Linked DNA regions of Homo sapiens: regions 1 and 2 are each linked to region 3. The links are chromatin loops, found by intact Hi-C in ENCODE. Cell type or tissue: GM12878. All regions are shown on one strand. Each heading gives the region's core, and the rest is flanking DNA. Links, peaks and the distances in the headings are about the cores only.

Evidence for each region. Hi-C counts contacts between places; a loop is a spot of excess contacts. Peaks named below come from ENCODE experiments on the same cell type or tissue, not always from the same donor. Only the 100,000 strongest peaks of a DNase experiment are listed, where the experiment ranks them.
Region 1: it touches region 3 in a loop (6-fold over the local background); 32 of 110 quality-filtered maps call a loop at or near these places.
Region 2: a loop joins it to region 3, with 5 times the contacts of the local background. A loop is called at or near these places in 23 of 110 quality-filtered maps.

The regions. Positions count from the first base shown.
Region 1 is chr5:43,384,564-43,394,659 of GRCh38, reverse strand. It overlaps CCL28 (C-C motif chemokine ligand 28), which reads left to right. Exons shown (of 3, transcript NM_148672.3): 2 at 6,184-6,310. Among named protein-coding and RNA genes, the nearest start is that of CCL28, 23 kb to the left of the region's middle. RefSeq lists an enhancer at 7,612-7,681. In GM12878, for the core only: CTCF peaks have their summits at 4,701 (motif pointing right) and 7,563; DNase peaks (open chromatin) are centred at 4,829 and 7,429.
Region 2 is chr5:43,222,815-43,232,828 of GRCh38, reverse strand. The region is part of intron 1 of NIM1K (NIM1 serine/threonine protein kinase); the gene reads right to left. It also overlaps the pseudogene TUBAP14. Among named protein-coding and RNA genes, the nearest start is that of NIM1K, 36 kb to the right of the region's middle. In GM12878, for the core only: a CTCF peak has its summit at 5,037 (motif pointing left); no DNase peak of the experiment used is centred there.
Region 3 is chr5:43,299,895-43,309,697 of GRCh38, reverse strand. It overlaps HMGCS1 (3-hydroxy-3-methylglutaryl-CoA synthase 1), which reads left to right. Exons shown (of 11, transcript NM_001098272.3): 2 at 1,874-1,932. Among named protein-coding and RNA genes, the nearest start is that of HMGCS1, 8.6 kb to the left of the region's middle. RefSeq lists an enhancer at 3,459-3,518 and a silencer at 7,797-8,091. In GM12878, for the core only: a CTCF peak has its summit at 3,556 (motif pointing right); DNase peaks (open chromatin) are centred at 3,497 and 4,947; H3K4me3 peaks cover 2,366 bases; H3K27ac peaks cover 1,950 bases.

The DNA of each region.
Region 1 (10,096 bases), core at 791-8,790, 84 kb before region 3:
CAAGGTTGCTGGATACAAGAGCAACATTAAATAATCAATAGAATTCTTATACATAAAAATTAACTAATTAGAAAAAAGTATTTTTAAAGAGTTCATTCACAATACAACAAAATATATAAGGTACCTAAATATAGATCTAAGATATACGACATTATCTTATCATTTTCTTCATAAAGATCTTGGAGGACCAAGAAAATCTGAATAGATAGAGAGATAATTCCATATTTATGAATGGGAAGACAATATATTTCAGATCTTAGTTGTAAACTTAGTGCAATTCCAACCACAATTCCTGAAATTCTTAAAGAACTAAGCAAACTGATTCTAAAATTTATCTAAAAGGTAAAGGATCAAGAACAGCCAAGACAATTTTGAAGAATAAATTGAGTGGGAAGACTTATTGTATCAAGTTTTGAGATTTATTAAAAAGTGTCTTAGTTGAAACATGTGGAATTGATGCAGAGATCAATAAGTAGAGCATGAGACAGAAGAAAAAGCCCAGAAGCAGACCTATGTGTATGTGTAAACTTGAAGATTTAAGGAGTGTCTGCATATCAGTGAGATGGGGTGGTTCTGTTATGGAAAGAACAATCCTGCCAATGAAAGATTCCTCTGTACCAATACAGAAGAGAAAAAAAAGTATTACTGAGTAAGCATTAACACATTTACAAGCATGTACGGCAGCACAAAAGTGACTATGAAATTGGAACAGAATTTTATATAGCATAGCAGAAGAAAGAATAACTTCTCACCTCCTCAAAAGATAAAAGGGTCACACCTTGTGACAGTTTCTACACGTCTTGTGAGAGACCCTGAGCTAAATCCAGAGGTGTTTTTAAAAATACATCTGGAGGTTATTTGGCCCTTGGCCTTGGATATATATAGCTATTATTACAAAAACTGAAGAGTGGGCTTAATCCTTGTAGAGATTTATCTCAATCCAAAAGTAAAGATTAAGATACACTATGTCTTTAAAGAACCTCATCTTAAGAATGGAGGAAAGGAGGCCGGGCGCGGTGGCTCACGCCTGTAATCCCAGCACTTTGGGAGGCTGAGGTGGGTGGATCATTTGAGGTCAGAAGTTCAAGACCAACCTGGCCAACATGGTGAAACCTCACCTCTACTAAAAATACAAAAATTAGCTGGGCATGGTGGCTGGCACCTGTGGTCCCAGCTACTTGGGAGGCTGAGGCAGGAGAATCGCTTGAACCCAGGAGGTGGAGGTTGCAGTGAGCCGAGATTGTGCCACTGCCCTCCAGCCTGGGCAACAGAGTGATACTCTGCCTCAGAAAAAAAGAAAAGAAAAAAAAAAACGGAAGAAAGGGATGGGTGTGGTGGTAGCTCATGCCTGTAATCCCAACATTTGGGGAGGCCAAGGTGGGCGGATCCCTTGAGTCCAGGACTTGGAGACCAGCCTGGGCAACATGGCAGGACCCCCATCTTTTGAAAAGACTTTTTAAGTAAAAAATACATACATTTTAAAAAGTATGGAATAAAGGGGGAAGTGGTTTCTTTGCCCTTTGTAAATGGAGAAAAAAATTTCATTTACCACTATAGTTCTGAGACAATAGGTATTCTCATGCAAAAACTTTTTTTCTGACTCACAATCTATAAAAAATAAATTACAGGGGTAAAAAAGCTTTGCTTTTTAAAACAAAATTATTATTATGTTATTTTTATGATATCTGACTATGGGAGGATTTGCTAAATAAGACATAAATGGCAAACTGTAAGGAAATACTTCAAAGTTAAAAGATACACTTACCAAGGGGGAGAAAATATTTTCTAATTACTGAGAAGAGATAAGTATCCCAAATATTTTATGAGTTCTTATAAATAATTTTTTAAAAATCAAGGTAAAAAAATAGCTGGCAAAAATAAGATTTGGCAATTCAAAGAGAAAATGTGAATGATTAATAACTTACCAGTAGGGGAACACAAATGAAGCCACATTAAGGTACAATTTCAACCCCATCAGATTGGCAACATTTTAAAACGACATTATGAAAAGTTGTTGAGGATGTGCAGAAATGGAACTCTCATCAACTGCAGGTATGAGTGTAAATTGGTATAATCACTTTGTAGAGCAATTTGCTGGTATGAAATATAGTTAAAGATGCATATATCCTACAACCTAGCAATTCCATGTGTAAATCTGTTTTTCAAGAACGGTGGTTCTCCAAATGTGTTCCAGGACTAGCAGTATCAACATCACCAGGGAAGTTATTAGATATGCAAATATTGGCCCAGCATGGTGGCTCACACCTGTAATCTCAGCACTTTGGAAGGGCGAGGCAGGCAGATCACTTGAGGTCAGGAGTTCAAGACCAGCCTGGTCAACATGGTGAAACCCCGTCTCTACTAAAAATACAAAAATTAAACAGGCGTGTTGGCACACACCTTTAATTCCAGCTACATGGGCAGCTGAGGCAGGAGAATCTCTTGAACCCCGGAGACGGAGGTTGCAATGAGCCGAGATCGCGCCACTGCACTCCAGCCTTGGTGACAGAGTAAGATTCCATCTGAAAAATAAATAAATAAATAAATAAATAATAAGATATGCAAATGTTCAAGCCTCCCCTCAGATTTACTGAATCAGAAACCTGAGGTAAGAGAGGTATTTGATTTTGATACACATTAAAGTTTGAGAACCACTGCTGTAGAGAAATTCTCACACAAGCCCCAAGGAGACATCTAGAAAAGCAAATAAAGTATAACCAAAAGGCCTAAAAAGTGCCAGAATGTATGTATTCAAATTCCAGCCCCACTATTTATTTCTTGGCCCTTTGATCTCGGGGAAGTTATGTAGTTTTTCTGCATATTATTACCCATTTATAAAATGGTGATTAATATACTTTCTTCTGCATATAGTTGCTGTGTAGATTATTTAAATTAATTCACACATGGCAGTTACACTAGTGCCTGGCACACAGTAAGAACTCAAACAATGTCTGTTATCATTAGGATGTTTGTTGTAGCCTTGCTTGTAACAGTAAAGTACTGGAAACAGTTACTTAAAAATAAGACTGAAGGCAAATATGGAAAAGACTTAACATTAATAACATTTGGGTGATGAGTATATAGGTGTTTTTATTATTCTTGGTAGTTCCTCTGTGTTGAAATGTTTCACAAGGAAAGGGGAATAGTAGTTAAGTCATCATTTATTTATTCACATCTACATTTCCACAGAAGTATTAGTTTAGGTGAATTGTCATGTCTTGATTTTTAAAGTTTCCATAGAAAGAGGTTACTGAACTCGTGTTATTGGTATAAAATATAAAGCTGTCTGGCCTCAAAATACTTTTCATGTCATCCTCCTACAACTTACATTCATAAATTCTATATTCCAACCAAATTTGCATGAATCTGCCTTTTTCCACATTTGTATCTTTACACCCACTGTCTCCTCTATATTTACTGCCCTATTCATATTCTATCCATTTTTCACATTTTCAGCTCAAATGCCACCACCTTGATAAAGATGGACCCAAGTCTCTATAATTTATCGCTTCTGCCTTTCAGTGTTCCAGATACCATTCTGTTTATCACATAGCCCTTGCCACATTTTCTCTTATGTTAGAAATGTTTTCCCCCTACTTTCTTTCACACACACTCTACAGAAGCACACCATTATTTTTAATGGAGCAAAAGTTGATACAATCTCAAAAATGCCAGAGCAAACTGATTCAAATATGATTTAAATACTGATTTCAATTCACTGCATAGACACATCAGATGCTACCCATGGAACTCCTATACTCTGGGCTTCACTGGTTGGTGAGTAGAAATTGTGATGTTCTGGGTCCCCACTTTCTTGCCTGGCAGTAATTACAAAGTTGCTGCAGGATTTCTCAATCCAAATATTCTTGACAATTCTCAAATAGTGGGTCCTGGAGAAGGGTACTTTCCCTCTAAGAGTCTGGGGGAAGTTGACCTGATAGTGTAGGAGGGATGATCCCTTGCATAATCAGAACCCTTACTCCCAGTTTTGTGGTTCCTCTGTTGGGCAGCTGCTCTGGATCCATTTGAAACCCACTGGTGGTTGCCCACTTCTCCAGAGAGCTGACCTCAGTGCCTGCTTCTCAGGCCAGCTGGGAAACGCATCTGCTGATCTCACAAATCACTTTTCAGAGAAATTCCCAGATGGATCTGTTGGGCTTTGCCCTTCCCAAAGCAAAGGGAGCACCTCTAGGAGGGGTTAGGGAGGCAGTTGGGGGTGGATCAGGCAAAGTCTTGCATTATACCTCAGATCCTTGCTCATTCATACCTCTGGACTCCGCTGCTTTATTAAGCCCACTCTGCAAGACTTCTCTTATTTTCAGTAATAGTCACATATTTCTCTTCAGGGGAACCCCTTCTCCATCATACAGGTTTGTGTTTGTGTGAACTCCAATTCTGGAACATAAGCTGGTTATTTTCCATTATATACCTGACCAAGGTGGTCTTTGCAAACAGGTTTTGGCCTCCCCGACCTCTTATCAGCTTGCCTCCCCAACAACCTCTCCAACAACCATTGTTCAGTATCATCTGAACAAAACTATGTAAATGCTGAAGAAATGTCACATAATCATCTTTTTCAGCCTAATTGACACACCAAAATCTCTCCTATATAGAAATTCTGGAGTCATAATTGAAATAAAGGGAAGTAGCTGATGGCTTTTTAAAAATGGAACTATTCTGACAGGAGGCTGCAGGAGGGAACCTCTAGGGGGCGATGTTATCTAACAGAATTTTACAGTTGCCCTATTCGGAACTACCCAGTTTACATTCTCCATTGCCTAACTTCCCATGTTCTCTCCAAAGTTGTTTCCTGGCCTCTTATATTTTCTGCTTCCTCTGGAGGGCACTAGTTGCACCTACTAACATGTAATAAATGCTGGCCTGCTTCTTGCCTTTTTATAGTTAATGTGACTTAGATCAAGTGATCTCCAGCTGAGCCCATCCTACGTTTATATTAATATTTGAGAAATGCAATCCAGTTTACTAAGTATATATAGGCCCCCGGTACTCTTCTGGCTTAAGACTGTTTGAATTGATATCAGCACTCAGATAACTCAAATTCCTAAACACACAGATTTTCTTGTGATTCTTAATTGCTACCATGCTTCTGAAAGTATGTTTCCTATTAGAGTTGCTTGGGCCACAGCTAATCTTTGAGGCTAGTAACGCTTCATCTTTCTACCTTCAGGGTCTAGCGTAGTGATTCACGTATAGTGAGATGGGTGGATGAATGGGTGGATACGTGATAAATCCAATACCTTGTTCAGGATATTAAGAGTTTGACTTAGGCAGCACAGCATAGCTAAAGAAAGAAACAGTTTTAGGAAATAAATGCATTAATAAATGTAGGAACAACCAGTATTCACAAACCATAAAATTCTCCATTTTAAAGTATAAAATTCAGTGGTCTTCAATATATTCACAGAATTGTGTGATCACCAATATCTAATTCCAGCACATTTTCATCACTCCAAAAAGAGATCTTGTACCTGTTCACAGTCACTCCGTGTCCCCTCCTTTCACTCGTCCCTCTCCATCCCTTAGCCCCCCAGCCCCTGGCAACCACTAATCTACTTTCTGTCTTTATGGATTTGCCCATTCTGGATCTTTCATATAAAGGGAATCATACAGTATGGCCTTTCGAATCTGGCTTCTTTCATGTATAATCCCATAACCCTTTGAACATAACTCTTTAACACTTATTTTGCTGTGTTGGGATTATTATGGCCTGCCTCCCACTGGACTATTAAGCATCACAAGGACAGATTATGCCTTATTTCAACTTTGAATGCAGAGCTCAGGGCCTGTCACAGAATGGGCAATCAATAAATGTTTGCTGAACGAATGATGCTTTTCCAGTTCCAAAATGCATGAAACACCGTGTTGACCTCACTCCTTTCATCTTTGATCAGTCTGCAGTACCACCAGAATCCTTGTCTGTAACTCTTTTCATCTCTTTCACTTGTTTTGTGTCTTTGCCTAAATTTACATTTTCTCTTTCACAAATATAGCTTAAATTCCAGAAAGTGGGAACATGTCCTGCCCCAAGTCTGTATTCACAAAGCCATGTTTGCCCCTTGTTTGTGTGGATTAACATTGTTTCTCTGAAATCTTTAAAATGAGAACCATGCCAGTGTTCTATAAACCGTAAAATTTAACATTTTCTTTCTTTTCTTCTTTTAGCCATACTTCCCATTGCCTCCAGCTGTTGCACGGAGGTTTCACATCATATTTCCAGAAGGCTCCTGGAAAGAGTGAATATGTGTCGCATCCAGAGAGCTGATGGGGATTGTGACTTGGCTGCTGTCATGTGAGTGCTCATCAGCCGGGAGGTCTAAACCTGCACAGTGATTATTTCCCTGCCCAACGAATAATAGGTTGGAAAGGCTTTGCTTGATTACAACATACAAACAATCATCCAAACAAGGGAGGGAAGAGTAAATATTCTGTCCATTAGGCCCCAGGCTCCCTGGAGTAAATTCATAGTCTCTCTGTCCAAAGATGTCCTGAGCCCCATACCAGCACACCATCTACTTCCACCCTGTAGTGCTGTGGTTAGGACTAAATTCCCCCAGTCACCAAAAAGTGTTCATGACTTTCCCAAGCAAAACAAAACCCCAAACAAAAGATAACTCTGTTATATTTCATGGCTTTTAACCTTTTTTAGTATATGGGTTGCTGTCATTTCTACTTTATGAATTCATCAGGAGCATATTATAAAGTTCAAAAAGTTAGGCTGGGTGTGGTGGTTTATGCCTGTAATCCCAGCACTTTGGGAGGCCAAGGCAGGGGTATCGCTTGAGCCCAGGTGTTCAAGACCAGCCTGGGCAACATGGTGAGACCCCATCTCTACAAAAAACTTTAAAACTAGCCAGGCATGGTGGCATGCACCTGTAGTCCCAGCTACTTGGGAGGCTGTGATGGGAGGATCGTTGAGCCCAGTTCGAGGCTGCAGTGAGCCGTGCTCATGCCAGTGCACTCCAACCTGGGTGACAGAGTTAAATCCCGTCTCAAAAAACCACCACCACCACAACAACAAAAAGGCAAAGAAAAACAAAAGAAAAGGTTCAAAAAGAAGCGTGGAAATATCTATACCTGTCACAGTGCTATATGCAATCCAATCAGAAATGCCAATCCAATCTCTGCTTTTGATTCTGTGGTGTTGGTTCACAGTGAAGCCTCCCACCCCTGCCCCTGGCTCAGTTATTAAAAGCTTTGTTTGTATATGTACTTAACATTTCTATGGAGGCTCTAACATCTGAACTGCATTGGTATTTAGTAAATCTGGATTCTGACAACAATGCTGTGAGGAAAGCATAAATGATCTCCCAATCATACACAGGAGAAAGCTGTGACTCAGGTTACACGGTTCACTTGTGTACAGCTCGTGAATTGCAGAAACAGGATGTGAACCCAGGTCTCTTAGTTCAGAACACTTGTACACCTCCAATGTCATTCTAAAGCAGTGGTGGGACTAACCATAAAATACCCTCTCCAAACTCTACTGCATCCGAGTATCAGGCATCTCCCTGGCATGCTGGTTTTAACACCATTTGTGGCTCCAGGTGATGCTAGTGAGTCATTTGGTGCTCCTTTCTTTGGGCTATAAATAAACCCATTGCTTATGCCTGAGCTCCTGAGTCACTCAGAAACCTTATTCTTTCAGTGAATTCAACAAATATTTATGAATTAACAATTATGCACCAAGCACTGTTCTATATGCTGGGGATGCAGTGGTGACAAAATGGGTTCTGTCTGCCTAGAGTCTCAAGGGGACTCTTTATCCAGCTGGGTTCTGCAGATCATCTTAATGATTTGAGATGATCTCTGGAATTTGAAATATATTTTCCCCCCTTTCAGAGGGATTTATCCATTATTCAATTTTGAGGAAAAACTGCTCCAAGATAAGCGTTCTTAAAAGTTCAGAGGAAGAGTTTGTAAGATGTCTGTTGATAGACTTTCATCAGGTTAGGGGCTGTGAACTTCCTGAAATTTTTGTGTATGAACCTGTGAGCATTTTTAGAGGGTCCATAGGTTTTATAAGATTCTCAAAGTTTCTGAGATCAAATAAAGTTTAAAGGTCACACTCAGGGTCAGATGTAGGGGAGGAAACAATTCTTGATTCAAACTTGTATTAAGCATGAGTGTCTTTGTGGGAGAAGGGAGAAGCCTGAGAATTTTCTCAGCATCTCCTCAGTTCAAGCCACCACGTGGCTCCATTGGCTCAGGTGGTTTAGTCATTGGGAACCAGCATCATCTGTGGCACTCCAGGGGCTACATACCAATGAGGATTCTGAGGGGTGCTCCAAGTTCCCAACTTCTTTGAAAAATTCCTTGGTACATGTCTGGCCAAGATTCTACCAGTCTTTTATTTAATCTTAAAGAATATTGTTGGTAATAGTTGGAAAGTAAAAAATTCATAGACAATGCGTGGATAGACAATGCTCTAGGTAGTTAGAAACAGCTGGATATTTGTGTCAAGTGGACACAGCTGCACTAAATCTGTCTGAACCTGCTCCAGTTGCTCTGAGAAACTCCAAATTTTCAACTCCTCTCAATTCCTTCCACCTTATTGGCACATATCACCTCAGACTTGAAGCTTGAAGCTTGTAAGGGCTCCAATAGGACTCCCAGAAAGGCTTGGAGAAAAAAAACAGAGGAAGTTTCTGTGGGTGTATAAGAGATTCTGGAGGTTATCCAGGGAAGGTATTGGTAACAGGATTTTCAGGGATGTTTCTTTGGGATAAGCAGGTGTCAGAGATCTGAAAGGCATAGGAACAGAAATGATGTTTTGCTGTGATAAGGGAAAATATAATCAGAAACATAAGTCTTCATTTTAAAAAGGACTCAATTTTAATTAAAGAGGAACTAGGAAGCCAATCAGTTGGATCTAAAAATATTTACTTTATTCAAGCACAATTTGTAAATTGACCTCTCTGTGCTAAGAAAGCTGAAAAATACAGAGTTGTTATGACCTAATCTCAAATAAAATTAAATTTAATTCTGTAGTATTTTTTTAACCATAAATTACAGATCCTGTCTGTTGTGTTTCCTGATGTTCAACAAGAATAGATAAAGATTCTCTTGTTTTCAGATTAGTTTAGTATGGAGCATGTCTTTACTTATCTAAAATGTAGTCCCTTATCCCTGACTGGGTATAAAGACTTTAAGATTTGAGAAAGTGTTTAAGATGCAGAAAGCATTGCTAACACTGGAAATGTAATTCCCAAGTAGCATGTATTACTAATAACAATTAATTAATATAAGTCAACGTACGGTAAACTTACTAGGCTTCTTTCTTTTCTGCCTAGAAATAGGTCCTATGTTTTATACCTTATAAATGGTCATTGTAGTTTTTGATGCCTGAGACAGCAGTTTTCTTGTTCAAACTCCTCTACAGTGACTTCATTAATGAGCTTCTGAATGTTTCTGAACATAAATACAATAACAGGTTGTTTATCATGGCCGGGCGCGGTGGCTCACGCCTGTAATCCCAGCACTTTGGGAGGCCGAGGCAGGCGGATCACGAGGTCAGAAGATCGAGACCATCCTGGCTAACACGGTGAAACCTTGTCTCTACTAAAAATACAAAAAAATTAGCCGGGCATGGTGGCAGGCACCTGTAGTCCCAGCTACTCGGGAGGCTGAGGCAGGAGAATGGCGTGAACCCGGGAGGCGGAGCCTGCAGTGAGCCAAGGTCGCGCCACTGCACTCCAGCCTGGGTGACTCCGTCTCAAAAAAAAAAAAAAAAGTTGTTTATGTTGGGCAGAGGCCTGAGGATTCTTGAATCAAACAGACATTTTTTGTTGTGAGAAAATTTGAGGTTTTTAAATAGAATTATCTGGAAGGCTTGAGTAGTTTTTCAGATGTGGTTGTGAGGCGTTGTTGTGTTTAGAGGAATGGGTAAAGAAATAAAGTTTAAGGGATATTAAAGGTATAATCTCTATGGCAGGGCCACCCCTTTACGTCCATCAGACTATCTCCAGCTATCCTCCTGAGGGTTAAGAAAAAAAAAAAGGGGGATTGGCCTCAGGATTTCTTACAGTCAAAACTCTCCACCTACAAACTCACCGTTGGGAAGGTGGGGATTGGTGCC
Region 2 (10,014 bases), core at 2,015-10,014, 79 kb after region 3:
CTGACCTCGTTTTGGACCAAATTTGTAAACTGGCTGAACAGTGCATGGATCGCCAAGGCTTCTTGTTTTTCCACAGCTTTGGTGAAGGAATTGGTTCTGGGTTCACCTCCCCGCTCATGGAACAACTCCCGGTTGATTACGGCAAGAAGTCCAAGCTGCAGTTCTCCATTTACTCACCACCCCAGGTTTCCACAGCTGTAGTTGAGCCCTACAACTCCATCCTCACCTCCCACACCACCCTGGAGCACTCTGATTGTGTCTTCATGGTAGACAATGAGGCCACTTATGATATCTGGCATAGAACCTTGATACTGAACGCCCAACCTATACTAAACTGAATAGGTTGATAGGTCAAATTGTGTCCTCCATCACTGCTTCCCTGAGATTTGATGGAGTCCTGAATGTTGATCTGACAGAATTCCAGACCAAGCTGGTGGCCTATCCCCCCATCCACTTCCGTCTGGACACATATGCCCTGTCATCTCTGCTGAGAAAGCCTACCATGAAACAGCTTTCTGTAGCAGAGACTGCCAGTGCTTGCTTTCAGCCTGCCAACCAGATGATGAAATGTGAGCCTTGCCATGGTAAATACATGGCTTGCTGCCTGTTTTACCGTGGTGACATGGTTCTCAAAGACGTCAATGCTGCCATTGCCACCATCAATCAAGACCAAGTGTATCATCTAATTTGTGGTTTGGTGCCCCCTGGCTTCAAGGTTGGCATTAACTGCCAGCCCTCCCACTGTGGTGACTGGTGGAGACCTGGTCAAGACACAGAGAGCTGTGTGCATGCTGAGCAATACCACAGCCATTGCTGAGGCCTGGGCTCACCTGGACCACAAGTTTGACTTGAATGTATGTCAAGAGTGCTTTTGTTCACTGGTACGTGGGTGAGAGAAGGGAGGAAGGAGAGTTTTCTGAGGCCAGTGAGGACATGACTGCCCTTGAGAAGGATTATAAGGAGGTTGGTGTGGATTCTGTTGAAGGAGAAGGTGAGGAAGAAAGAGAGGAATACTAAAGTGAAAACGTCACAAAGGTGCTGCTTTTACAGGGAAGCTTATTCTGTTTTAAACATTGAAAAGTTGTGGTCTGATCAGTTAATTTTTATGTAGCAGTGTATGCTCTAATATACAACTACTGACCTATGCTTTAAAACATGAATGCTTTTGCAGACCCAGACTGTCCATTTCTGTGATGGGTTTTAAAAACAATAATAATAATAAATGTTTTTTAAAAGTGAACAAATATGTAGTAACAATCTGAACTAACAGAATAAATAATACTTTTAAAAAATCTTCATATATATGGAGATTTAATATGTAATAGAGGTGGCATTTGAGACCACTGGGAAAAGGTAAACGATTCAATATTATGATGCTTGCAGGGGCTAAACCAAGAGATGGCTTCAGCTTTCACACCACCACAAATTCTTCATTAGCCCTCATTCTTTGACACACATAAGAAAATTATACATTTATAAATATAGATATATAGATATAGATAGAGGAAGAGATAACTAGAGTTTCACTCTGTCACTCAGGCTGGACTGCAGTAATGAGAGGATGGCTCACTGCAGCCTCGATCTCCTGGACCCAAGCAATCCACCCAACTCAGTCTCCTGAGTAGCTGCGACAACAAGCTTGTGCCAACATGCCCAGCTAATTTTTTATTTTTTGTAGAGATGGTGTCTCACTATGTCGCCCAGGCTGGTGTTGAACTCCTGAGCTCAAGTGATCCCCCAGCCTCAGCCTCTCAAAATCCTGGGATTATAGGTGTGAGCCACAGCATCCAGCCAAGAAAATAATATATTTTTTGATTAGTGTAAAGTGCCATGCAAATACAGAGGCTCATGCCTCTTCTAGTAATATTACTATTCCAAGACACACCCATATAGAAATGCTGGAGTCACTACTGGGTGTCAGGACAGACCATGTGCATATGCACGTAGTGCGTACTTGTACATGCACAAAAAAAAGCTCTGGTAAAATGCAGATTGAACTAGTGGGTGACAAATGGGGAAGGAGTGTGAGGTACAGAATTGGGGAGGAGTGAAAATGACGGTGATGGGGGTTGTTATCCCCCCTTCATCTGTTCTTTCTTCTATAGCAGTGGTTCTCAACCTTAACCTGCATGAAAATCACCAGAGAGCATTCAAAAAATGCAGAAGTCTAGGCCCTGCCCCCCAAATATTGTGATTGAATTGGCCTGTGGAGTGGGAGGTGTCTATTTGTTTAAGTTTTCCAGGTGATTCTGTTGTGCAGCCAAACTTGAAAACCACTATTTTATAACAGAGAAGTTTTAGCTGGGCACATTGCTATCCAACTGAGGACTGTATTTCCCAGTTTTGGCTATAGTTTAGTTTGGCCATGTATCTGAGTTCCAGTCATGGGCTGTGAGCACAAGTGACATACGTGACTGCCATGTTGTGACCTTTAAAAAAAGAAGCATGACCTCTCGCCTCTTCCTTCTTCCCATCTTCCTGCTAGCTAGAATGTGGACACAGTGGGGTAAATGGAAACAGCCACCTTGGACCAAGATGGAAGCCATGTGCTGAGAATTGCAGAGCCACCGAGAAGGAGCCTAAACCCATCACTACACAGTCACCAGATCAACCCAGGATTGCTACCTTGTATATTATGATGTGAGAGATATAAGATTCTATCTTCTTTAAGCCTTTATTGTTTCAACTTTTGTTATGGCAACCCAATGTTTGTGCAAGAGGGCTTTCATTTCTTACTCCATTTGTTTCTGGGTTGTTTGAAGGTTTTATAACATGTATAACTAGTTTTATAACTTGAAATTTATATGTAATTGGTATCTGTTTATCTATAGGTAAAGGTAGAGATATTTCAAAGGAAGTCTTCGCTCTTAAAGAAAAAAAAAAAGAGGCTAAAATTAGGCTGGGCTTGGTGGCTCACACCTGTAATCCCAGCACTTTGGGAGGCCAAGGTGGGTAAATCACGAGGTCAGGAGTTCGAGACCCTGGCCAACATAGTGAAACCCCATCTCTACTAAAAATACAAAAATTAGTTGGGCATGGTGGCATGAGCCTGTAGTCCCAGCTACTCAGGAGGCTGAGGCAGAAGAATCACTTGAACTCAGGAGGCAGAAGTTGCAGTGAGCTGAGATGGTGCCACTGCACTCCAGCCTGGGCAACAGAGCCAGACTCCATCTCAAAAAAAAAAAAAAGGCTAAAATTTAAAAAAGAAAAAAAAGATACAGATATAGGTTGATATTCATGAATATGTATAAATAGAGACAGATTTTATCTGTCTTGTCTACATCTATCTGTATAGCCTATAAAGGTTTAGATAGGTAGATATAAAGTACAGTGGACCAATGACAGAGATTCCTGATTTTAGTTTTCTGATACATCAAGGTATTTCCAATTATTTATACCTTCAGGCAAATTAAATTAAAGAATCTTTTTTTTTTTTTTTTTTTTGAGATGGAGTTTTGCTCTTGTAGCCCAGGCTGGAGTGCAATGGCGCGATCTCAGCTCACTGCAACCTCCACCTCCCAGTTCAAGCGATTCTCCTGCCTCAGCCTCCTGCGTACCTGCGATTACAGGCTCCTGCCACCACGCCCGGCTAATTTTTGTATTTTTAGTAGAGACGGGGTTTTGCCATGTTGCCCAGGCTAGCCCTGAACTCAGGTCAGCCTCATGTGATCCACCTGCCTTGGCCTCCCAAAGTGCTGGAATTACAGGCATGAGCCACCACACCTGGCCCAAAAGTCTTTATTGAGGACTGGTCATGTTAAAGAAACTAAGGTGAAGCAAGTAAGCGTGTTATTGTTTTAAAAAGTACTATATTCACTTGTGAGTAGCAAATTAATTTCGACAAAACAGTATCATCTATATTTTTCATGTAATACTGTTAATCTAAATTTCATTGGTTTGAAGGTTTTTTTGTGTGCTTAACTCAGTAAAATTCGTTTTGCTTTATATGTATACGAGCTTTAAGGAAAAGAAAGTTAATTAATTAATTAATTGTTTTTGAGACACGGTCTCATTCTGTCACCCAGGCTGGAGTACAGTGGAACGATCTCAGTTCACTGCAACCTCCACCTCCTGGTCTCAAGAGAGCCTCCCACCTCAGCCTCCCAAGTAGCTGGGATCACAGATGTGCCCTGCCACACCTAGCTGATTTTTAGGGTTTTTTTTTTTGTAGAGACAGGGTTTTGCCATGTTGGCCAGGCTGGTCTTGAATTCCTGGGTTCAAGCGATCTGCCTGCCTCAGCCTCCCAAAACGCTGGGATTACAGGAGTGAGCCACAGCACCTGGTTGGGAAAATAAATTTAAACTGGAGTTTTATATTTGTACATTTTCAGTATCTTTAATGTAAAATTTTTGTTTATGTTTATTTACAATAAAACAGGTCTCGGCCGGGTGCGGTGGCTCAGGCCTGTAATCCCAAGACTTTGGGAGGCTGAGGTGGGCGGATCACGAGGTCAGGAGATCGAGACCATCCTGGCTAACACGGTGAAACCCTGTCTCTACTAAAAATACAAAAAATTAGCCAGGTGTGGTGGCGGGCACCTGTAGTCCCAGCTACTCGGGAGGCTGAGGCAGAAGAATGGCGTGAACCCAGGAGGCAGAGGTTGCAGTGAGCCAAGATTGTGCCACTGCACTCCAGCCTGGGCGACAGAGCGAGACTCCAAGTCAAAAAAAAAAAAGGTCTCAACCAAGGAGTTATGAGAATTTAATTCCTTTAAAAGTTATCAGTAAATGACACAGTTTTGAGAAACTGTGCTTCTGAGGGAGATTCCCCCAAATTAAACAACCAAGTGAGGTCATGGAATAATATACACTCAGGGTCAGAACATGGTTACAGTCTCAGCTTTCCCACGAAATGTCTTTGTGACCTTGAGCCAGTCTTTTCCACTCTCTAGGTTCAGTATCTTTACTGGCAAGTGAGAATGTTGGAACCTATGATGTTTACAGATCATTCCAGCCCTGCCCTTCTGAGATCCTGGATTAGACAATATGGGGTGAATTCCAAAACATTTGTGAAAAAAACCCTTAAGTCCAAGTGTCACATTGCCCCCTTCTGGACCTTTGTAGTATCCACATGGATGAGATTAATAAAACCCATAAAAATAATAAAAGCCCATAATAAATAATAAATTTTTTAAAAACTCATAATAAACCCTAGATGGACTTGTGAAATAGCATAGCCCAATTCCCTTTCTCCCCTCAGACAACCTAGAAAGTCATATTTGAAGGTTCTCTACTAGAAATGTTAGAGGACAACCCAGGAGAGGAAAAAGGGCAAAGGGTAGCAAAGGAGTGGGAAACACAGGGATATGGAAGACGGGTTGGATTCAAGAGAGTTTTACACAGTTCTATCTCCAGCTATTCCTCTAGTATAAGAAATATTGTTAGCTATCTATTATCAAGTGCTTACTATGTGCCAAGAACCGATTCTTTTATTTTATTTTTTATTTTTATTTTATTATTTTTTTCTTTTGAAACGGAGTCTCGCTCTGTCTCCAGGCTGGAGTGCAATGGCGCAATCTCGGCTCACCGCAACCTCTGCCTCCCAGGTTCAAGCGATTCTCCTGCCTCTGCCTCCCGAGTAGCTGGGATTACCAGCATGCGCCACCATGCCGGGCTAATTTTGTATTTTTAGTAGAGACAGGGTTTCTCCATGTTGGTCAGGCTGGTCTTGAACTCCTGACCTCAGGTGATCCGCCTTCCTCGGCCTCTCAAAGTGCTGGGATTACAGGCATGAGCCACTGCGCCCGGTGAACCAATTCTTTTAAAATCCTCCCAGCAACTCTTCCAGCTAGGCACGGATTATCTGTGCCCCAAATGGAACCTGCTTGTTCTCACAATCTTGACCCTTTTCCACTCTGTCCAAGTCATCCCCATACTGTGAGGACGGCTCCTGCCCCCACTGCCTTCTAGAGGCCTTCTTTGACTACTTCAGACTACTTTGACTACCACACTCACATTTCCCTCTGCTACTATCCTGTGCCACTTGAGATCTGTATCCCATAATCTGGTCCTTGACTTCATATCTTTCTAGCTCATTTGTGTGAGTTAAGCCTCCTCACAAGCTGTCCTTGAGAGCAGGGTCCATGCACTGAGGGGTTCATCCACCCACTCTACCTGCCATCACAGGCATCATGCTGAGTGCATTATACTTGACACTCAGAAGATGACTTTATCTTCACCATGTCCTCCATCTAGTTCCTCTTTAGGAAAAACTACTGTCCTTTGGGGAGTAATCTCTCATATTTACTTTAAAGTATGAGAACTAAACTTCTGATTTTCTTCTCCAGACTTGTTCCTCTCACGGTTTTCCCCATATTGGTAAATGGCAAGACATCCTTCTAGCTGAAGCCAAACATCCTCACTCCTCTTTCTCTCTCATACACCAATCTGTCAGCAAATCCCATTGGCTCTACCTTCAAAATATTTCCAGAACACAGTCATTTACCATCAAGTGTAAGCCACTACTGGCTTTTGATCCTGTTACAGTTACAGCCTCTGTCCTTCCCTGCCTCCTGCCCACCTTTAACAGGGTTTGTTTCTAACAAAGCATCCAGAAAGATCCTTCTAAAAATATCACATCATGTCACTTCTCTACTCAAAACCCTTTGATGGCTTCCCATCTCACTTAGAGTAAAAGCTAAAACCCTTAAAAGGGCATTCAAGGCCCTGCCCAATATGGTCCCCATCCTTCCTAAAGTCATTCTCAATCACACCCTTGAAACTACACTCCAGCCATGCTGGTCTCCTCCACTCTTACTTGAAGGCACCAGTCATGCTCCTACGTTCTGCAAATTCCTACTGCTCCTTTAAGACTCATTTCAGTGATACTTCTTTCAGGAAGCTTCCCTCACTGACCCACTCACCATAAACCATGTAGAGTTCTCTTTTGTACTTCCAACACCTGCAGTTAACATTGTGGTTTTCTCCACAACTTTGTACAGTTATGACTTTTATATCAGGCTGTCTCTCTTGTCAGGCTGTCAGCTTCTTAAGGGTGGTGACCCTTTTTGACTTTGAAGACAAATAAGGAAGCAAATACTATGAAGATAACAAGCAGTTTTCTGGCCATCACAGAGAGGTTATATACGCTACTGAAATGAATGGCAGAAGCACATCCTGGGATGTGGATGGAAGCCTGGTGCCTCTTGAGTGGCTTCATTGGCTTCACTGTATGACTGAAGATCCTCCTATAAAATCACCTATTGCTAGTAAATTTATTTGGACAAGCCATAAATTCACTGTGAGTAGCACCCCAGAATATGTACTTTATTCAACCACTAGAAAGATTCAGAAGAAGGTCCCACCTTCAAAACCTTCAAGTAAAGACAATGAACCATAATTTAAGCATGTGAAACATGGGACTTTTCATGAAACTGCATAAAATTTTACTGCTTACGAGTAACTTAATTAAAATTGTTCAACTTAAAAAAAAAGAAAATAACTTTTATCTGAGGAATGCAAGTCCTTTTAATTGTTAGGTCCAGAGAGAGGTATCAAAATAAGACAGTAATCACACCTTTTTGAGCTATGTAGTTATCTTTTTTTTTTTTTTTTTTTTTTTTTTTTTTGGAAAGAGGGTCTCTTTCTGTTGCCCAGGCTGGAGTGTAGTGGTGCAATATGCAATCATCTGTTGACACTGCTTGCTATTGCCACAATTAGCTAAAAACTAAACTAATAATTCCACACTGGCCACTATAACCCTGACACTGTAGCTTAAGAATATATAGTCAATCGCTAATCAATGTTATTTCTGTAAATGAATGAGAATTCCTGGAAAACAACTTTGTATCAGCCCACTCTTTTTGTATCTGTCCCCCTTTTAAAAATCCACTTGTGGCCAGGCGCAATGGCTTAGGCCTGTAATCCCGGCACTTTGGGAGGCCAAGGCAGGTGGATCACAAGGTCAGGGGTTCAAGATCAGCCTGGCCAAGATGGTGAAATCCCATCTCTATTAAAAATACAAAAATTAGCTGGGTGTGATGGTGGACGCCTGTAATCGCAGCTACTTGGGAGGCTGAGGCAGAGAATTGCTTGAAGGCAGGAGGCAGAGGTTGCAGTGAGCCGAGATCGCGCCACTGCCCCCAAGCCTGGGTGACAGAGCGAGAAGCTGTCTCAAAAAAAAAAAAAAAAATTCACTTGTTATTGCTGTTAATCAGAATGTATTTTCAGGGCAACTTGAATATGTGCTCTCGAGTTGTAATCCTTAAACTTGACCCAAATGAACCCTCTACTTATATTAATTTTGTCTCAGCTTCTTCCTTTTAGGTAAAAAAACCAATCCCTCAGTTACTGAGGGACAACTGTACAATCTGTGTTTCTACTAAGGAAATTGACTGGAACAGACCTTATAGTTCCACAGTAAAACAAATCTTTTTTTTTTTTTTCTGAGACGAGTTTTTTGCTCTTGTTGCCCAGGCTGGAGTGCAATGGCACAATCTCAGCTCACTGCCACCTCTGCCTCCCGGGTTCAAGCGATTCTCCTGCCTCAGCCTAACAAATCTTAATTGTACAAATGAACTGTACTTCAGGGGTCCAAGCAATGCAGGTAGATTATGGGACACTTCGACTGGGGGTGTTAGGGGTGAGGGGACAGCGCATAGGTTCTTGTATTCAGTGATGAAAATAGGCCGGGTGCGGTGGCTCACGCCTGTAATCCCAGCTCTCAGGGAGGCAAGAGGGGGGAGGATAGCTTGAGCCCAGGAGTTCGAGACCTGCCTGGGCAATATAGCAAGACCCCGTTCTCCAGAAAAAGGAAAAAAAAAACAAAAAGACAAAAAAAAAGTGAAAATAATGTATTCAACCTTTCTACTGTATCTTTCTAATCAATGGATTTTTTTTTAACCCTCAAAAAAGAATCTTTCATGATGCTGCTATTTTTGCACAATAAAACAAACGAGGGACAGTCTTTAATTAGTGTTTTAAAAGGCTCATACATTCACATTAGAAACATCACCTTTGATGCCTTTGATTCCTGAGCCCATTGATCTGCCAAAGCACTGAAATCTCAGGCAGGAATTCATTTATATCAACCTAATTTGAAACAAAAGCAGCTGCTTTCCTGCCCTCTGAATTATCCATCTAGGGGCTCAAAGGTTTCCCACCTATCAGATTTTCTTCTCTGTTCTGGTAACCTCTGGAGTGAAGCTGATTTTTCAAAGGCAGAAAACAGCTCTTTGCCATGGTAATCATTTAACAAAAGGAAAGTAACATTAATAAGAAGAGAGCTGTTGGTTCTTAATAGCTCAAGCTGTATGATAGATATGTACGTACATGGCTGTTACTATGAAAATGTCTAGGTAGTAAGGCAATGTGGAAAATGAGATATCCAAAATTTTATTGAAATTTAGAGGATAATCTCAATGAACTATTCTGGCCCTTAATAATTATGTCAATAACAGTTAGCTCTTATATAACACATTTTATGTGGTAGGCATTATTCTAGATACTGTATGTGTATTAACTATTTAATCCTTACAAGAATTTTAGAAGGTAGGTGCTAATATATCAGGTTTACAGAACAGGGAGCTTTAGTCAGCACAAGGAGATGCTATCAGGTGACTCTCCCCAGCTGGGATTCAAGCCCAGGCAGGGAGGCCCCAGCCTCAGGGTTCTTAAGCACCACTGTGTGCTATATAGTTATTTCCTGAATGTTTTTATAACAACCTAACTTTTTTTTTTTTTTTTTTTTTTGAGATGGAGTCTCGCTCTGTTGCCACGGCTGGAGTGCAGTGGCACGATCTCGGTTCACTGCAACCTCTGCCTCCCAAGTTCAAGCGATTCTCCTGCCTCAGCCTCCGGAGTAGCTGGGATTACAGGCATGCACCACCACGCCAGGCTAATTTTTGTATTTTTAGTAGAGATGGGGTTTCGCCGTGTTGGTCAGGCTGGTCTCAAACTCCTGACCTCGTGATCTGCCCACCTCGGCCTCCGAAAGTTCTGGGATTACAGGCGTGAGCCACTGTGCCCAGCACAATCTAACATTTTTTTAATGTCCAGGATTTAATACTTGGTATA
Region 3 (9,803 bases), core at 1-8,000:
CTGCTTGAGACTTTGGCAATACTGGTTTAGCCAGAATAGAGAAATCCTTAAGTAGCACAGCAATCCTTTCTGAATCTTCTATTTGTTTCTTCTTTGTTCTCTGTGTCTCTCCCACCTAACATCCCTCTCCAATTTAAGTAATCAAAATAGAAAGAGGGGCCCAGGCAAGGTGGCCCACGCCTATAATCCCAGCACTTTGGGAGGCCAAAGTGGGTGGATTGGTTTAGCCCAGGAGTTGGAGAACAGCCTGGGAAAGATGGCAAAACCCCATCTCTACAAAAAATACAAAAATCAGCTGTGTATTGTGGCATGTGCCTGTAGTCCCAGCTACTTGCGGGGTCTGAGACAGGAGGATCACTTGAGCCTGGGAGGTCGAGGTTACAGTGAGCAGTGACTGGAATGCTACTGCATTCCAGTCTGGGTGACAGAGGGAGACCCTGTCTCAAAAAAAAAAAAAAATTTGAGGGAATATAGGCAGTGCAAGGAAAGGCAGAATATAGGCAGTTCAAGGAAAATTTCCTTGATACAAGTAGTGTCAAATGCATATACATACATGAACATCAAGAAGAAATATTATTATTTAAGTAGTCTTAACATGGAGAAGGAATCTTGTTTTTCAAGAACTGGTCTCTGTGGTCTGCTTAATTTGCAGAAGACAAAGGCATAATTTGAGATAATAAAGAACAAAGATAGGTTATTTTCTCAAAGTATGTATAATTACAGTTAATTAGAGACATTTTTGGAATATTGTAGTATTCTTTGCCTACAAAACTCAAGATCTATTTCTTTTTATGGGGCAGGGGGGCGTAGGTGGGTAGTAAACTTAGTTAATGAAGTAAAAGGCGCTACGACTGAAGAGCTCTTAAATTATGTAATTATGTAAAAAAAGTAAAGCTTTATTAAATATTAATAACATCCGAATGTAGTTACCAGTGAATCCATTAAGGGCAGATGCTAAATTTGCCAGTAATTAAATAGAGAGCAGAGGAAATGGTGTATGCTGTGTTAAACATAGAAGTTGCCATCTCAAGTAACAATCAGTCTTTCAAAACAGATGGACTGAAGAATATGTTCCAGTCACCTTCGCAAATTATTTCTACTTAATTTACATAATAATGTTTAATGCTCCTTTGTCTAAATGCTTAATTTTTTAACATAAGCAGTAAGAGGGAAAATCACTTTATAAAAGGTTGGGAGGGTGAAGGTGGCAGTGTTGAAAATGATTAGGTCTTGCTAGAAAAAATACCTTTATTTTCTTTGAAAAACACTTATAAGAACTATAAGAACTAAGGTAATAGTCAGTGTATTGGTGCTTTGTGTTACAAAGTGTCTTCACATATTTTATCATCTCAGCAATCCTTCACAATGATCTGGGGAGGGCAACTGTATTAGCTTCATTTTATAGATGAGGAAACTGAGGTCCAGAATTGCTGCCAAAGCCACAATCTGTTACATGCAGTGCAGGCTCTTGACTGCATATATCTCTTTACTCTAGAAATTTGCTAACTCATTACAACTTGTTTATATTCCTTTCCCCCAATTCTTGAAAACCTTGGTTTAAAGCCTCAATTGGTGACATGGGCTTCTTATTTCCTTGAGGTTTTTTTGTTTATTCCTTCCTGCAATAGTAGGCTTCTTATATCCGTTTATTACCAGGACTGAACCTTTCACTATAAGGGCTATGAAAATAAGGGGGAAAATGTTCTATAAGCTTTAAGTATGATTTTTTCTAAGCAAATGTCAAATTCTATTCTGCATAATGTAATTGGATAAGGAATTGCTTATTTTAACTCACTTTGAATTGGATTCATTAGTATTTGAATTTGGGTAGTGATTTATAACTTTAAAAGCAGTTCTTGTTTGAAATTCCTAGTGCCCGAAGGAGGAAACAGTGACAGACCTGGAGACTGCAGTTCTCTATCCTTCACACAGGTATGACATCCTGTCATGCTGCTTAAGGAAAGTATTCCTCTCTAATGGAAGGAGGAAACTTGGTATCCTAGAGAAAATAACGATTTGTTTGTGCCATATGTTCTTAAAACCCCTTTTAGGGTTCTACCTCATCTTTAAAATTCTGTTAATGCTTTAATGCTTCAGGAAACTAATTTTATGTTTATTAGACTAATGTTTAAAATCTAGAAACAAATTTTAAAAATTAGTGTTCACTCATAAGAGAAAAAGTACTTATAATAAAATGTAATTACATGGACTACTTAATCAGAAACAATCAGAGGTAAACATGACTGCCATTAGTGCTTTTTAAATTATGGCCTCAAAAGATATGTATCTGGGCTGTGGATGAATGTTTAAAATTATGTAAGAATGGGCCAGGCACAGTGGCTCACGTCTGTAATCCCACCACTTTGGGAGGCTGTGGCGGGTGGATCACCTGAGGTCAGGAATTTGAGACCAGCCTGGCCAACATGGTAAAACCCAGTCTCTACTAAAAATACAAAAAAATTAGCCAGGCTTGGTGGCAGGTGCCTGTAAGTCAAGCAGCTCAGGAGGCTGAGGCAAGAGAATCGCTTGAACCCAGAAGTCGGAGGTTGCAGTGAGCTGAGATTGCGCCACTGCACTCCAGCCTGGGCAACAGAGTGGGACTCTGTCTCAAAAAAAAAAAAAAAAAAAAATTATGTGAGAATGGACAGTAATTTCAAATGTGTTTCAACTGGTAATCTAATTATTTGCAGCCATTGCTTTCTCATATTGTCAGGGAGTGCTTCTCTTACAATTCTGCTTTTTTTGTATTTCAAGATTATGATTTCCTATGGGTGTTAATGACTTTAGATTAGAAGTCTAGTACCATTTCATTTATTCAACATTAGCATCTACCATATGCCAAACAGTGGGTTGGGTACCGGGGACACAAAAATGAACAAAGCACGGTTCCTGCTCTCCAAAAGCTCCTTGTTTAATGCAGAGAGGCTAAGCCTAAATAATAGAGGAGAAACTTGGCAGTTTGAAATATAAATTGAATTTTCCTTATCTGAACAATGCTTGGGACCAGCAATGTTAAAGATTTTGGATTTTTCTGGGTCTTGGAATATTTGAGAAAACATACCATTTGAGCAGCCCTAATCTGGAAATCCAAAATCCAAAATGTTCCAATGAGCATTTCCTTTGAGCATCATGTTGGTGCTCAGAGAGTTTCAGATTTTGGAGCATTTCAGATTTTAGCATTTTTGTATTAGGAATGCTCAACCTGCAGCATCTTGACAATGGTTAGACATGCAGTTTGGAAAAAACTGTTGGCCTATGACAGAGAAGAGAGCAGAGGCAGAGCTCACTTAGGAGAGACTGATGCTGAAGTCCTTCCCCAACACAGCCATTGAGGAGCTAGGTTAGGACTTCCCTTGCACCAGTATCATCAGCTAGTTTCCCTCCCCCTTTTTTCCCCTTTCCAGTTCTCTTTCATTTCCAGATTTATTCTCAGAATAACTATATAGGTCTTTTATGTATTCTAGGCAGGAAGCATTCAGAAAACATTAACAAGGCTTCCTTATCTTGCTTTACTGATTCTGGAAATAGCATATGGAGTTTCTTTTGTCCACCAGAGGGAGTGAGCCTTCACTTTAATGAGACTTATTTAAGACTTTAGTCCTCTGTTGGTACTACTTTGTTGGAAGACTTGAAAGGTTTACAAAGTTCTCTGAAAGTTGCCTTTTCTCGCCTTTTTTAAGGATAGAATTTAAAAAGAAAATGTGTGTATTTTATTATAAATACAGAGTCCTCATTATTCTCTTTAGACTTATTTTATGGTGAATATAGTACTCTGAAAATAATAAAATGCATTATCTGTAAAAAATTAAAAACGTAATTTTTTTAACCATCAGATTTTTAAAATTATGTTCTACTTGAAAGTTTTTGTGATTTATCTCTTTTTTTAAATTTTTTAAATTTTTTTTTTTTTTTTTTTGAGACGGAGTCTCACTCTGTGACCCAGGCTGGAGTGCAGTGGCACGATCTTGGCTCAGATCTTGGCTCACTGCAACCTCCGTCTCCCAGGTTCAAGTGATTCTCCTGCCTCAGCCTTCCAAGTAGCTGGGATTACTGTTGCCCGCCACCAAAACCAGCTAATTTTTGTATTTTTAGTAGAGAGGGGGTTTCACCATTTTGGCCAGGCTGGTCTTGAACTCCTGACCTTAAGTGATCCGCCCACCTCGGCCTCCCAAAGTGCTGGGATTACAGGTGTGAGCCATCACACCCGGCCTCTTTATTCTTAAATAGTGAATTAACCAGAATATTCTATTCTCTGGTAGGGTAAAGAGTGAATACCATAATGTGAGCACCTCAGACCTGTAGCTAGTCTTTTTTTCCCTAATTTATATCTAACTATATCTAGCCTATTTCAGAGAGCATTTGAAAGGACAATGTAAGAGCACATGCTCAATAGGATAGTTAAAAGTAACATTTGCTGGGCACGGTGGCTCACGCCTGTAATCCCAGCACTTCGGGAGGCCGAGGCGGGTGGATCACTTGAGGTCAGGAGTTTGAGACCAGCCTGACCAACATGGTCAAACCCCATCTCTATTAAAAATACAAAATCAGCTGGGTGTGGTGGCACCCGCCTGTAATCCCAGCTACTTGAGAGGCTGAGGCAGTAGAATCGCTTGAACCTGGGAGGCGGAGGTTGCAGTGAGCCGAGATCACACCATTGCACTCCAGCCTGGGCAACAAGAGCGAAACTCCGTCTCAAAAAAAAAAGTAACATTTGAGACCAGAAACTATTAACTTTCTGTTCTTCTAAATGTCATGAAAGCAATTATTTCTCTGTATTAATTTTCCTGTCAACTTAATCACTCTCTTTCTGAATTTGAACCAAAGGCTAAATATTTCAGATTAGATGGCTTTTTACCAAGAACATAATGGAAAACACATTGGCTGTCAGAAACCCTCAGAGAATGAGTAATATTGACTGACTTGGACAATGTAAAAATGTTTTTTTCCATCAAAGTCAGAATTGTGTTTCACTTTCCATTTGATGTATGTGGGTTATTTTAGTTAACCTACGTTTTTTGTTTGTTTTCAAATGAAACATGTCATGTATTTAATGTAGGACATTTAGGAGTCATAGAGTTGTATCTTATTTTAGGAGTACTATAATACAAAGAATTGATCAGAGCTGGTCAGACTGTGACAAATACAGATTAATTCTGAAATGGAAGCCTTGCATTATAACTTTTTATAGAGAATTGTACAAGCATTATAAGGATAATTAAATATATTGCCAGTGTTGCTACATGATGCTCTTAAAAGACTAAAGTGAATTTATTAGTGAGTACAAGTATATTGCAAACTGGTTTATACCTTCAAAAAGATATATTCCCTGTTCACTTTATTTCCAATAGTGTTAAAAACCACTGAGCCAGGCAAGGAAGACCATACTGTCTTCAGCATATTTAAAGCAGTTTGAAGAGTTGAAAAGAATCTAAAGGGTAGCCTTGTGGGAAAGGCTGGAAAGGTGGTTACTCCTACTTTGGTGACTTAAGAGATCATATGTAGGAGCTTATAAGCCTATGGACTAGTCTTTTTCTGATAACAGTAGTTGTAGGGCTCTTTCTTGTGGACTATCCAGTATCTTATTTTACTATAAACTTAGAATCCATGCCTAGTGGCATATTAGGCAGCCCTTTTATATTTTCATTTCAAATTCAGCAAAGTGGGCACCAACTTTATCAAAAAATTGATGGGGAGAGTTTGTTGAAGCTCAGAGTGAGGATGGATGTAGAACATTTCAAGTGCTTCATATCCAGAAAATCAGTAGTCCTCCATCTGAGTTGTAGACACAGGAAAGGAGTTGAAGATGAATGGAGTAGGAATGTAAAAGCCTTATCTTTACCCTCCTCAGCTTTAGGTCTTAACAAGAATGAGCCTCCCTTAGTCTTTCTTTATGCCCCTGTCCCTGAATGTTGGTGATGACATTGTTTTTCCTGTATTGAATACAAAAATATGGCCAGTAATTTAGGAATCAAGAGGATATAATTCGGAAGTAGACTGTTGTGTTTAGGAGTTTTTCTTTCCATTGTGGAATTGAGTAGCAGCGGTATATATGCTATGTCTGGTAAAATGGGCCATACAGTAGTCTAAGACATGAGGAGACCTTAAGGAGCTTGGACTTAGTTGAGGTGACCAGACTATTTAATCTGCTTAGGTGCCACAGCAAAATACCATAGAGTAGGTGGTTTAAACAGCAGACATTTATGATCTCATAGGTTTGCAGTCTGGAAGTCAGGGTGCCAGCGTGGTTGGTTCCCGATCAGGGCTCTCCTCCTGGATTGCCCGTGTCCTCACATGGCATAGAGAGAGTATGACAGCATGAGCAAGCTCTCGTTTTATCTTCTTATAAGAGCACTGATCCCATCATGAGGGCCCCATTCTCATGACCTCATCTAAACCTGATTATTTTCCAAAGGCCCCATCTCCAAATGCCATCACATTGAGAGTTAAGGCTTCAACATATGAATTTGGTGGGGAAACCCAGACATTTCAATCCATAATTCAGGCAGATATTTGGGAAGTAACACAGTTGAAGCACTGAATGCTATATTTCGTACTATCTAAAGAATCTAGGATGTAATAAATTTAAGATGCTTCATTGCCAATTAAATTAAGATACAATGCTTTTTTGATTACTTAGAATTTTTTAAAGAGCTCTTTTAGAGTTAGACATAGATTTTTGTCATATGTCACTTGCACATTCAATAAGATGGAAAACACAAGTGAAAAAACACATAAGGAATTGCTAAATTTCACATATTTAGAGTCTGCCTTCTGAATTGTTTTTGGAGTCAGAGTTGTTAATACCTGTAATTTTCCGTTAAACATCCTCTGTGCCGCCAAGAGAATTGGTGATGTAGCATTCCTTTCAAGATCCCAAAAAAGAATGCGAAGGTTTTGGTGCTGGCCTTCAGCTTTGCAATTATGCAAAGCCAGCCTACTTTGACTGCTGCTTAGGGATTCCCCATCTTCTACTTCCTTCCCAGTCCATTTGGTTCCTAGAGGGTGAAATGAATGCTCCAGTATCATTTCTGGGAATTTCTTTCAGGCTGTTGACTGTCATATGCAAATGTCATGCTGGCAGTTTTGTTATTTTCCCATGTGTAAGCAATGACAACATCATAATTGGCTTCTGTCTGATAGCAATTGTAAGAGGAATCCCAATTTCTGAAATGTTACCCAAAAAAGTGACTTTAATTGACGAAGTATGATGATGTAGAAGGATAGGCAAGAAATGCAAAAGGTAATTTAGAAAGGTTTCATGGGTAAAATGTGACCTATGTGATCTAGGGCTATAAAGGATTTCAATAAGCAGAAGCACGAGGTGGGTTGTTGAAGAAAGCACTAAATGTTTTTGGATAAAGAATATAATAATTTGAGAGTAAAGGGTAGAGGGAGGGTTATGTAGGTAAGTAGTTGTAAGATGGGGAAAGATTGGGTAGTATTTAGCATTTATCCTTAATGTTGACTTCAGTGTAGTTCTCTTTGTGTGTTTTCTAGTATAAACTGCATACATGAAAGTTAAGAATCTTGTGTTAAGTCCCATATAGGAAGGAAGTAGATAGGAAAACCAAACTGGAAAAATGTATGGAGATGTTGGTGAAATGACAGGAACGAAAGCAGCTTGTCTGAGCTTGATCTCTTCACTTCCTCAGTGGTGGTTCTGAGCGCTGGTTTGGCTGAACTCCACTTACCAGGGAAAAGGGCATAAAGTAAACAGGGTTTGTGTGGAAGAAGTGGAGTAGAACAAAGTGGAGAGGATCTCTGTTCATTTAGTGTATCTGACAGTGTGCTTGTCAAGTCATAAAACACTTGAGGATGGAAATCTGGAAGTCATTGTATACATTTTCTTCTTTCCCTAACATCTAGTCAGTTACAGTTTCTGCCAGTTCTTTTGCTTTTTCCATGTTTTTGGAGGCTGTTCCTCTTCGCTCCACATGTAGTAAATGCTCTAGTTCATGACCCATGTCTTATCTGGACTGCCATGTCAGCTTCCTAACTCATCCATTCACAGCACCAGTGACTGTAAAACAGCATTAGTGAGGATAAAACAGTGGCTGTCAAACTTTTTTGACTGTGGCCCCCAGTAAAAATACACTTTGTATTGCAACTTATGTATACTTTATATATGTATGAATAATTAAAACAAAAGGTTGATTCAAGAAAAATCTTTACATTTACCCTGTGCCATGCAATCTTATATCTTGTATTCTTTTCTGTTTCATTTTTTTAAATGTGTGCTTGCCATCCACTAAATTGATTCCGGAGTTGGAAAAACACTGACCTGACAACTAATATCACCATGTTATTCCTTAAACTCTCCGATGGCTTCTTACTATCTTCATGATAAATTTGAAGCCCTCAACATCAGCATACCAGAACCTTCATGACCTAACCCTTACCTAGTTATTCTAATCTATTATTTACCTGATCCACTCAGCTCACATTTCATTCCAATAGACAAGTAAAGTTTTTTGTAATTCCTTGTAGCTTGCCTTTCTTCATGGTGTCCACTCTGTTGAAAATCTACTACCCTCCATTTCTTCAGTGCTTTACTGCTTACTCCTACCCATTCCTGGGGCTCAAGTCAGGCCCCTATAACCAGGATGCTTTTCCTAACACTCCTTGCCCTACCACCAGGCTGGGTTAGGTAGTTCTCCATTATATAATGTGGTTCTCAATGTTGTTACCTGTTTATTATTATGTGTTTTTCTCTTATTGTCCCATAAAATAGTGAATATTCGAGAGGATAAGGAAGTCTCCCATTAAGCATCCCTAATGTTTAGTATGTAACATGTTGGCATTGGTTGGATGAATGAGAAAAAAAAAAGATTCTTCTGTTTGGAAGGAAGATACAACTGGTATCCCTTAAGTCTTTTCTTTTTTTTTTTTTTTTTTCCTTTCTCTATAGACAAGGTCTCACCATCACCCAGGCTGGAGTGCAGTGGTGCAATCACAGCTCACTACACCCTTGTACTCCTGGGCTCAAGTGATCCTGCTACCTCAGCCTCCCTAGTAGCTGGGACTGCAGGCATGCACCACCATGCTCAGCTCATTTTAAAAAAATTTTTTTTGTTGAGACAGAGTCTTGCTATGTTGCCTAGGCTGGTCTTGAACTCCTGGGCTCAAGTGATCCTCCTGCCTCAGCCTCCCAGAGTGCTAGGATTATAGGCATGATCCACTGCACCTGGCCCCTTAAGACCTTTAATTGCAGAGCAGCAGAGGACAAATGACATAAATACAGGATTTGACTTTCATTTTTAAGTATCAAATTAGTGATGGGTTGACAAACAAGTCATACAGAATGTTCATGAATCAGTTCGGCCCAGGTAACTCATAACCCAAGACCTTTGGGTCAATGAAATTCTGCCACCTAAGTAGCACCATCCAATGATGTCATACCTAAAAAGGAAATTGAGTTGTAGAATTTTAGGTTTTAGGATTCTTTCTCTAAAACTGAGGAGCTGTGCCACTCTTCAAAGCCTCACAATTACATTTCATTGGTTCTTATGCCATCTGGGTTCTGGTTAGAGGGCTGATGGAAGTACTCAAGAAATATTGGAAGTACTCAAGAAATATTAGAAGGTGGGAAGAAGGTACCTCTCTTGTTCTTGTCAGTGGCAGCACCAACAGTGGGACTTTGGGTCTCTGGGTTCCAGCTCAGCAGCAGAGGTACTAGTACTGTAGCTCCAGCAGCTTCAGCAGGAGTGCAGGCTCATGGGATCAGAGAACCACCTTTTCCGCTTTGTTCTTCCAGCCCAGCCAACAAGTTTGTAGCTATTTCCCTGCATTAAAACTCCCCTCTG